Linked DNA regions of Homo sapiens: region 2 is linked to region 1. The links are chromatin contacts, found by Hi-C or POLR2A ChIA-PET in ENCODE. All regions are on one chromosome and are shown on one strand. Each heading gives the region's core, a stretch centred on a gene start or an enhancer-like site at or near the end of the contact. The rest is flanking DNA. Distances are from core to core; before and after follow the strand shown.

Region 1 (5,332 bases), core at 2,753-5,252:
GGTCCAGTGCTGACCACACAGGTTTATTTTTCCCTTGCTCAGAGATGATGGGAGGAGAATCAGAGAAACAATGGTCATGCCGACCTCAGGCTTCCTGTGAGGGTCAGGACATCCATCATTGTTCCTCTACAAATTAATAGACTGGCCCATCCCTGGTTGCTACGGCAACTGCCCCCAGTGCTTTTGTGATCGTAAAATGGAATTCACTGGAAGTCCTTTTCAAGTGAACTCTTCTCCAGACAAACGGATTGAGGAAGGAAATTACCAGAAGGCCCAGCACCTCTGAACAGGTCTTTGTTTCCAGGAGATGGGCCTGATGAGAGGCTGAGAAGCCACTACCGAAGCCACTACCGGAAAGGACACTATTAATTACAGGGTATTCCAGAAGTTGCCCTGGCCACAGGGGAGGAGCAGGCTCTGTGGTTTCCACACATAGTTCCCAGCACTGCAATTAACCCAGAGCCTTCCAGAAATGTCAAAGACAATGAGGTTTTATTTTTCTCCTTTTCTCCCACTATCTTGGGCTCCTTACTTCAAATTGCCTTTGCCCTGTTCTGATCTCTGTGAAGGATGCCACATGCAGGGGAAAAAAATTCCAGCTCAAAAGCAGAAAATCCCAGAGTCCCCACACCAGAGGCCACCTTGAGGGGTTCTGGGGGAAGCCTCCCTGAGCAGGCCGGACGGTCGACCAGCTTTGCCTGTTTCATACCAAGACTCCAGAATTCAGTTGCAAAGGAAAACTCCCTATCCTGAGTGCCTTCCTTTTTATACAAAAAACAAAAACAGAGGCCGGGCGTGGTGGCTCATGCCTGTAATCCCAGCACTTTGGGAGACCAAGATGGGTGGATCACTTCGGGCCAGGAGTTCGAGACCAGCCTGGCCAACATGGCGAAACCCCATCTCTACCAAAAATACAAAAATTAGCCGGGCGTGGTCCACATGCCTGTAATCCCAGCTACTCAGAAGGCTGAAGTAGAACTGTTTGAACCTGGGAGGTGGAGGTTGCAGTGAGCTGAGATCGCGCCACCGCACTCCAGCCTGAGTGACAGAGCAAGACTCTGCCTCAAAAAAGAATTAAAAAATAAAAATAAAAATAATAAAACAAAAACACCCAGCATTTCCTCCCAATTATATAAGTCATTCACATCCACAGTAGAAAAATGAGAAAATAGAGAAAACCACACAGAATAAGATAAAGCCAATTACAATCCCGTCCGCACCCCAAATACCCACCGCTAGCATTTGGCTGTAAACCTTTCCAGTCCTGTCTCTCTGGGTAACTGCCTTGTTGGCTCCTGACGTCATTGCTTTTTCTCCCCTGCCCTTTCATGTGTCGATGGGAGGAGGTCCATTGTCCCTCACCCCTGGATGCAAACATTAGCAAATGCATGGCCCCAGCTCCTTCTCTTAGGTAATAGCTCGTGGCCACGCTGGGTTGCAAACACAGTCTTAATTTGGTCTTCAGAATATTCAGCTTGTGGAAGATCAGAAATGTGCCGCCCCAAAATGTGCACCTTTTGGCATCAGGCTGTTGAGCTGCGGGCAGTTAAGAAGAAGCAGGTGCAGGAAGCTCTGCACTCCCTCTGTTTGCCTAAAAGCAGGACATAGATTTGTAGAGACAGAAGCTGTCCCACTCCCCTTTCTACCACGGAGCAAAGCTGAGCCACTGAAGACACCTTTGCACCCTTGTGGGCCTGAGGCCAGCTCCAGAGGCATCCACAAGAACAGGTTTCCCCAGCCAGCCTGCACCCGCCAGCTCTGTGCCTCTCCAGGGGGCTGCACCCAAAGTCCTTTCCCTTTGTCTTGTGACTTCTCCAAAGATGTACTGTTCTCTGTGGAAGATGCAACATGATCTGGGATTCAAAGCCATCTCTTTGAGAACCAGGCATTCCCTGGGTGCTTCCTGTGCACATAGGCAACGTGTATGCTGGCTGGGCCTAATCCCAGCACTTTGGGAGGCCGAGGTGGGCGGATCACTTGAGGTCAGGAGTTCGAGACCAGCCTGGCCAACATGGCAAAACCCCGTCCCTACTAAAAATACAAAAATTAGCTGGGTGTGGTGGCGCACGCCTGTAATCCCAGCTACTCAGGAGGCTGAGGTAGGAGAATTGCTTGAACCTGGGAGGCAGAGGTTGCAGTGAGCTGAGATCCTGCCACTGCACTCCAGCCTGGGCAACAGAGCGAGACTCCATATCAAAAAAAAAAAAAAAAGAAAGAAAAAGAAAGAAAGAAAGAAAAGAAAAAGGCAGCATGCATGCTGATGCACGTCTGCCTTTCTCTTGTTAATCTGTCTTTTTGTTCCAGGAGGCTGTTCCAGCTGAGAACTTATGAGTATTGTAGGAACAAATGAGTTTTCCACCCCTACAAGCCCATGATATTTAATCATATCTCTCAAGGGAACTAGGGGTTGAATCTTCTCCCTTCCCCAGCTCAGCCTGCTCCAGTCCAGAGGCTGCAATGGGAAGGGGATGGGGCGGATGATCTGCCCCAGCCCTGGCAGAGAGAGGGGGTTGGGGGGAAGGAGGTGGGAACCTGCTAGGGTGGTCCTCACTCGCCTGGACAGCTTCCCCTCTTGGCTTCCAAGGGCTCCTGGAAGGTTCCCTGCTGGGCTCTGGGTCCCTGTGACCCTGGGGGATGCTCCTCAAATCCTGAGTAGTCCCATGTGACGTCCAGCAGAAGCCCCCCCGAGCATCCTTCTGGGCACTGCCCCATCCCCTTCCAGACGGCCCCACTGGTAGGGTCCTTGGGTAGCCCCTTGTGATTCTCTCTCTGGTCTGCAAGGAACACTCCCATCTCCTTGCCCTGACACACAAACCTGGGCCTGTAGGGCTCCCGCTCCACCACCCGAATGGCCACAGCCATTTCCTCACCATGGAGATGTTTCTGGGGGAGGCAGACCCCTGGCCCCCTCACTCACGCATTTCCAGGCTGGGCCAGGTGTCCATGCTTTGCATTTCTCTGCTGCAGGAGACACATTTCAAGGCTCTCTGCAGGGGGTCCCATGAGTTCTCCTGATGCAGAGACAGAGCGGGGACCCGCCTAGGGGCCTGCCCGCACCCACCCCCCAACCACAGCATGGAAATAAAGGAAAAGTCTTGAGTTCCTTCAGGAGAAATTCCAGGCACTAGCTAGCCTTGGAGAATAAATGAGCAGCCGGATAAGCAGGAAGATAGCAACAAACAAGATGAGAGCAACAGGAGCCTCCCAAGCAAGCCAGAGGAACAAGGTGTTTTGGTTCCTACAGAAACTAAAGATAACATCTTCACATATGTTCTCGAGTTGTTTTTCAGAAACCCCCACTGCCAGCCTCTATCCTATAGACCTCAGATGTGGGGAACCGAGGGCGGCACTCTGACTGCCGTTCTTTGTTCAGAATTTCATCCTGAGAGGCCTGGAGAATCATGCCCATGGCCACACTGAGGTACAGCCTCCATGTATGGGTTTACAACTTTACCTGCAATGCACCCCTCGCTTTCCTGAAATGCATCCCTGCCTTTAAAAACCCTTGCCTGTGCTCACGCCTGTAATCCTGGCACTTTGGGAGGCTAAGGTGGGCAGATCACTTGAGGTCAGGGGTTCAAGACCCACCTGGCCAACATGGTGAAACCCCGTCTCTACTAAAAAATACAAAATTAGCCAGGCGTGGTGGCAGGTGCCTGTAACCCCAGCTACTCGGGAGGCTGAGGCAGGAGAATCGCTCGAACCCAGGAGGCGGAGGTTGCAGTGAGCCGAGATCATTCCACTGCACTCCAGCCTGGGCGACAAGAGCAAAACTCGGTCTCAAAACAAACAAACAAACAAACAAAACCCCTGCTTGTGAGCCGTCGGGAGTTTGGGTCTTCAGCCTTAGCTGCCTGTTCCCCTCGCTTGGCGCCCCGCTGTAAGTGCCCTTTTTGAGACAGCTGGGGAAAGCAGAACAGGGACGGGGGAAGGGTCCCTGTTTTCCTTACACACCATGCTGACTGCAGCCATACTCAGCCATGCAGCCCTGTAACCACAAACGCTTCCTTTCACAAAAATAGGCCAAGTAAATCTAAAACACACAGAGTGCTTAAACCACAAATGTCGTGGCTGTTAACAGTAGGGACTCTCCACAATCCCCAAATGCACATCCCCAGCAAGGTCCTAGCCCGCCCTAACTGTACCTTTGCTTCATTTTAATGGTAAACATCATACCCCGGATGGAAAGTTGAGATGCTAATGAGACATGCGTCGCGTGAAGAAGCGTGACAGAGACTGTGCAGTCATGATGGACAGACCACCCTAAACATGCAATGATGTCATCTGGAGGAGGCCGGAAGGAAAATAAATCAACAGTCCGACCAGCTTTGGGGAGCCAGCTGCAGGTCTCTTCCTGTACTGTCCCCCTTGCTGCTCCAGCTGAAAGCCCTGATAAACTGCCTTGCTCAAGCCCATCTTAGACTCTCGGTCAACTTCTATTTTCTGAGGGTCCACTGGCTGGGAACGCTGTGCTCTTGGAAACTCTCCCTTCTAGGGTTCTGGGAGAGGGTGAGGGGGCTCAAGAGACCGGGGCGGTTCTCCTTCATCCTGCTGTAAATCCTGCACCTGACAGGGCAGGGTCCCTGGTATCTATAGCATCATCTCTCCAGCCAAAACTCAGCCCTGCTCTAACAGCCTGAGACAGTGCCCTTTCTAAATACAGTGCTGTGATATGATGGCAACTCACATGTATCAAGCATTCACTGCAACAAACACTTTGAGGGATTAGCTCGCAGAACCCTCACAGCCCTAGGAGCTAGACACTGCGTGCAGGAGAGGTAACTGACCCAAAGAATGCCTGGCCTCTGACCTGGTTACCGCGGAGGAGGGTGATCTCTAGGCCACACCATGTCCCTCCTGACAGGAGTGTCTTTGTTGCCCAAGGGCTTTGGCCCCTGGAGGGTCCAGCAATGCGGTTTATGATGGGGGCCTCAGGACATCCCGTATCAGTGCCGACCTCCAGAGGGACTGAAGAGGATAGGTGAGTCACATGGTTAGCGTGTGATGGAGCCCCAGGAAAAGCTCTGGACCCCAAAGCCTCAGGTGAGCTTCCCTGGCAGGAAGCACTCTTGAATGTTGTCAGGCATTAGGGCCAGGAGGTGGGAAGACCGCCCAGGGTTCCCTGGGGAGAAGATGGCCAGAGGCTCCGCGTTTAGATCCCATCAGACTTTGGCCTGTGCATCTTGTCCCATGGCTGGTCCTAATTTGTAACTTATTTATTTATTTATTTATTTATTTATATATTCTGAGACAGAGTCTTGCTCTATCACCTGGGCTGGAGTGCAGTAGTTTGATCTCGGCTCATTGCAACCTCCACCTCCTGGGTTCAAGC
Region 2 (5,409 bases), core at 2,890-5,389, 90 kb after region 1:
ACTCCAGCCTGGGCAGCAAGAGCAAAACTCTCAAAACTCTGTCTCAAAAAAAAAAAGAAAAAAAGAAAAAACATTAGCTGGGCATGGTGGCACGTGCCTGTAGTCCCAGCTGCTGGGGCCAGGGGTGGGGTTGGGTGCTGAAGCGGGAATATCCCTTCAGCCCAGGAGATCAAGACTGCAGTGATCCCTGATTGTGCCACTGTACTCCAGCCTGAGCGATAGAGTGAGACCGTCTCAAAAAAAAAAAAAATTAAAGTAAGTAAAACATAAATAAAGTGGGTTCCTGAACCATGGGGACTTTGAGGAATGTCTTCCACTAGCTCTGCACATCTGCAAACTGCCGGCACCTCTCCTGCCCCCACCTGCTTCCTCTCAGCCCTGTGCAGGGGGATACTGTGGCTTTTGCCTTGCAATTAGGGCTGCCAGATAAAATATAGAACACGGGTTATATTTGAATTTCACAAAATCAACGAAGAAAACTTTTAGCGGGGCGCGGTGGCTCACACCTGTAATCCCAGCACTTTGGGAGGCTGAGGCAGGCGGATCACTTAAGGTAAGGAGTTCAAGACCAGCGTGGCCAACCTGGTGAAACCCCCATCTCTACTAAAAATATAAAAATTAACTAAGCGTGGTGGCGCATGCCTGTAATCCTAGCTACTCGGGAGGCTGAGGCAGGAGAATCGCTTGAACCCAGGAGGTGAAAGTTGCAGTGAGTCAAGATCGCACCATTGCACTCCAGCCTGGGTGACAAAGCAAGACTCTCTCTCAAAAAAAAAAAAAAAAAAAAACCCAAAAAAAGAAAGAAAGAAAATGTTTATATAAGTGTGTCCCTGACTCCCTGCATACAAAATTGTAACAAAACTATTTATTTATGTATTTTTTGAGACAGAGTCTTTCTGTGTCACCCAGGCTGGAGTGCAGTTGCACAATCTCAGCTCACTGCAACCTCCGCCTCCTGGGTTCAAGTGATTCTCCTGCCTCAACCTCCCGAGTAGCTGGGACTACAGGCGCCTGCTGCCATACTCGGCTAATTTTTGTATTTTTAGTAGAGACGGGGTTTCACTGTGTTGGCCAGGCTGGTCTTGAACTCCTCACCTCAAGTGATCCACCAGCCTCGGCCTCCCAAAGTGTTGGGATTACAGGTGTGAGCCACCATGCCCGGCTTCCCTATGCTTTCTTTTTTGTCTTTTTCTTTTCTTTCTTTCTTTTTTTTTGAGATGGAGTTTCGCTCTTGTCACCCAGGCTGGAGTGCAATGGTGCGATCTCTGCTCACGGCAACCTCCCCTTCCTGGGTTCAAGCAATTCTCCTGCCTCAGCCTCCTGAGTAGCTGGGACTACAGGCACCCACTGCCACACTCAGCTAATTTTTGTATTTTTAGTAGAAACAGGGTTTCACCATGTTGGCCAGACTGGTCTTGAACTCCTGACCTCAGGTGATCCACCTGCTCAGCCTCCCAAAGTGCTGGGATTATAGGCATGAGCCATCATGCCTGGCCTCTCACCACATTCTCTCTGGCAGCAGTGCCAGGACCTGCTGGCAGGGTCTGTGATGTAGCAAGCATCTGGCCAGGAAGGAGATGTGTATCTCTGTTTCCTGCAGCCCTCCCAGCTCCGGGGGATTCATCCTCTCTCGTCTGGGGAGGTGGGGGCAAAGGTTCCTGCTGCAGACCTCATCTTCCCGATAAGGCTGAGGATGCTGACAACACCCTGCCTTTAGAGAGAACAGCCCCACTCAACAGAGACCAGATGTGTTCATCGAAAGGTGTGTAACAAATAGCCCAGGGGACACAGGATATGTCAAACAATTGGCACCGGAGAGCATGTGAGAAGAAACTGTCACCTGGGACCAGAGCTGGCTTCAAAGGGCAGGTGTGCTCTGCTGGAGTGCGGATGCGCGGAGTGTCTGGGAGCTGGGCTGGGCAGAATGGCTGGAGCAGGGGTCTGTGTGGGCACCAAGGTGATGAAAGGCGGTCAGATCAACAGGGCCAGGACAGGTAAGGGTGATTTGTTGAGTTTTGTTTTTTCCTAATGAAGCAGAAATGGAAAAAGAGGGGGAAAGCAATCGTGTGGACTCTATCCTGCAGGTCAGACAGGCAGCCCCGGAGAAGACCTGCTAGGTGCACGGCTGGCTTGTTTCTAACATCACCTGTGGTCAGCAGCGCCACCAAGAGCCACCACCAGGGGGCAGAGGTAGGGCCATGTAGTAGACGCCTGTAGTTTTCGCCTGTCCAGGACGCCTTCACCCCTGCTTCCTTTGAGAAAAGTCCCTCTCCCACTCCAAGTGGTACTGACGGGGATCACCCACACAAAAGAAACCTGGAGGCTCCCCTCCTGGGGCACCCGGCTTCTGCTCCAACCAGGTGAGCCCAATGCCTGCCTGAAGCCACTTGCGTTGTTTACAAACCTGTTTACTCCAGTTAAGCTGATTATACAATTATATCCTTTCATTCTTATGTAAACTCATGAAATATGGTAAAACAAAACAGAACTGTAGCTCCTCCATCAAAACAAAAATGTAAGTTAAATATTTCCAAGTTAATAAAACTAACAGTATGTATTGTTGAATGTGAGTGAGACAACTCAAAGACATTGTGAAGGAGGTGCGGTCATAAAAATCTCGCTCTGTCACCCAAGCTGGAGTGCAGTGGCACGGTCTTTATTTTATTTTATTTTATTTTATTTTTTGAGACGGAGTTTCTCTGTTGTTGCCCAGGCTAGAGTGCAATGGCGCAATCTCGGCTCACCGCAACCTCCACCTGCCTGGTTCAAGCAATTCTCTTGCCTCAGCCTCCCAAGTAGCTGGGATTACAGGCATGCACCACCACGCCTGGCTAATTTTTTGTAATTTTAGTAGAGACGGGGTTTCTCCATGTCGGTCAGGCTGGTCTCAAACTCCCGACCACAGGTGATCTGCCCGCCTTGGCCTCCCAAAGTGCTGGAATTACAGGGTCGAGCCACCATGCCTGGCCTCAGTGGTGCAGTCTTGGCTCACTGCACCCTCCGCCTCCTGGGTTCAAGCGATTCTCCTGCCTCAGACTCCCAAGTAGCTGGGATTACAAGTGTGTGCCACCACACCTGGCTAATTTTGTATTTTTAGTAGAGATGGAGTTTCACCAGGTTGGTCAGGCTGGTTTCGAACTCCCAACATCAAGTGATCCATCTGCCTCGGCCTCCCAAAGTGTACCTGGCCTTTTTTTTTTAATGGTTATTTCTTGGTGATATGTTAAACAAGGGGTGGATTATTCATGCCTCCCCTTTTTAGACCATGTAGGGTAACTTCCTGACGTTGCCACGGCATTTGTAAACTGTCATGGCGCTGGTGGGCGTGTACCAGTGAGGGCAACCAGAGGTCACTCTCATAGCCATCTTGGTTTTGGAGGATTTTGGCCGTCTTCTTTACTGCAGCCTGTTTGATCAGCAAGGTCTTTATGAGCTGTATGACCTAGCAATGCATCCAAGTAGGTCTCAGCTTTATTTTACCCAGCCCCTATTCAAGATGGAGTTGCTCTGGTTCAAACGCCTCTGAGACAAGGTCCAGCAATTCTTCCTTGGTTGTGGGATTAGACTCAGAGCAAGATTCCTGTTCGTTGCTTCCTGTGCCCACAGACAGTGAACTGTCGGGAATCTACCAGGTCTTTTGGAGCAATAGGCTTTTCAGGGGGTATCCCAATAGGCCAGGACGGCCTGCATCTTCACGTAGCCCCTCTGCTCTTGAGCTTTCTCCTTCCTGCCACCTGGGGTGGTGGAAAGGGCATTGGGTTTGGAGCAGAAATGACTTAGGTGTGAACCCAGCTCTGCCACTTCCTGGCCGGCTGTGCTTGGAAAAGTAACCAAGCATCTCCGGAGCGCCCCACTTCTCATCTACAAGACAGGAGTGGTCTTTGCACTTAATTCAGAGGGTTGCATGAGGAGTAGAGAGATAATGCTTTCACGGCTCCAGGAACCCAGCGGGCTTTCAAGAAATGGGATGTTCCTTCTGATTCCCTCGCTCCAGGGCCCTCCCCTCTGGCCCAGGCTCTAGTCCCCATTAATCACACCGCGCGGGCTGCGACCCCTTTAAGTCCGGCTTGGATGACCCAGATCCAAAGTCATCGACTCTCTAGCTGCTATCTCTATGGTAAGTTATCACTTCCGGCCGGAAGTTGCTGACGGAGCTACTTCCGCCCAGGGGAGTGGGAAGTAAGTGGAGACACGTGCTTTGGCCTGTTGGAGGGGAAACCCGCTCTCGCCTCCTGGTGGTCGCCGACTCGCAGTCCGCAGGATGACTCAGGGCAGCCCTGACCACAGTTCCGCCGCCATCGGCCCTAGCCTGCGGAATTGGGCTCGCCCCGGGACGATAACAGAGCTCTGCCGGGGGCTGGAGGCACTGACCGGGTGACCAGAGACCCAGAGACCAGACCCCCTCCACGGCGCCCGGGATTTCGGGGACGGCTTCTCCCATCGCAAGTAGGGCTTGGACGGGAGGCGACAAAAGAGAACTTGGTCCGCACACAGCCACCGAAATTGGAATGAGGAGCTGTAGGGAGGCCCCGTAGCCAGCAGAAAAGCATTGGGGTCCCTGGCTGGGTTAGCCCAGGTTTCTAGGAGTGTGGTAAGCGTCGAATGACTTTTGTCCTTTTAAAGCACATTATGTTACTTTTTCCCCCAAGGTTTCAACAGAAAATGAGAAATATCCCCCGACGATTGGCTGAAAACATGCAGCAACCACTATTTTCTTCCTGCCCCTCGTTGATGAGAGCATTCGAAGTGACCTCAGCAGGGCATCCAGGTATGTCAAGCATGGTGACAAAGTGTTCAGGTCAGACGGTCTGGGGAAAGGCTCCTGTGTTGTTGAGCCTGCCAAGTTGTGGGTGCAGCATGGTACCAGGCAGCCCAACCCTGACCTAAAGTAAATTCCCGGAAGAAGTCTTTCCTGGGTTTTGAATTTGCAGTAACAGGTGTGAGCATTCTAGCAGCAGTTTGATGATCATGTATGATACTGCAAACAGGACCTACGTTTAAAGAAAATGGTTGTAGTTAGTATCAGAGAGCCCTTGCTTTTCAAAACTTCATAAACAATGTTACTGTCATGTCTTTCATTCAATAAACATTTGTTGATACATTGGCCTGACATCATGTTAAATGTTACGGATACAGAGATGAAGAAAACAGTCATGGCCCTTGTTCTCTGGGAACTACAACCCAGTTAGGGAGACAAGGTTAAATGATCACACTTAAGAGGGCATAATTCAGCCAGGTGCAGTGGCTCATGCCTGTAATCCCAGCACTTTGGGAGGCCGAGGCGGGTGGATCACCTGATGTCAGGAGTTCGAGACCAGTCTGGCCAACATGATGAAACCCCATTTCTACTAAAAATACAAAAAATTAGCTGGGCATGGTGGCATGTGCCTGTAATCCCAGCTACTCAGG

What was found. A loop is a pair of places that touch in the nucleus more often than their neighbours do. ChIA-PET counts read pairs that join two places held with the same protein, here RNA polymerase II (POLR2A). Pooled maps may share reads with other maps.
Region 2: a loop to region 1 is called in a pooled map, with 6 times the contacts of the local background. The contact joins the promoter of SNHG20 here to the enhancer-like site in region 1. A Hi-C loop is called at or near these places in 1 of 168 maps with a recorded cell type or tissue (endothelial cell of hepatic sinusoid), 1 of 37 single-sample maps with no recorded cell type and 7 of 50 pooled maps. POLR2A ChIA-PET finds 5 or more read pairs at or near these places in 10 of 52 experiments (A549, HEK293T, HepG2 and 6 more).

The regions. Positions count from the first base shown.
Region 1 is chr17:76,994,194-76,999,525 of GRCh38, forward strand. No RefSeq gene overlaps it. Among named protein-coding and RNA genes, the nearest start is that of SNHG20, 92 kb to the right of the region's middle. RefSeq lists enhancers at 1,006-1,547, 3,718-4,258, 4,214-4,293. Within about 2 kb of position 4,003, at least 5 of the 41 ENCODE cell types and tissues checked have a DNase peak (open chromatin) inside an H3K27ac peak, as active enhancers do.
Region 2 is chr17:77,084,504-77,089,912 of GRCh38, forward strand. It overlaps SNHG20 (small nucleolar RNA host gene 20), which reads left to right and starts at 4,140. Exons shown (of 3, transcript NR_027058.1): 1 at 4,140-4,446; 2 at 4,650-4,768. It overlaps MIR6516 (microRNA 6516), which reads left to right and starts at 4,914; the gene lies at 4,914-4,994. It also overlaps a transcript of SEC14L1 not described here and SCARNA16. RefSeq lists enhancers at 3,546-4,745, 4,012-4,321, 4,242-5,176, 4,512-4,621.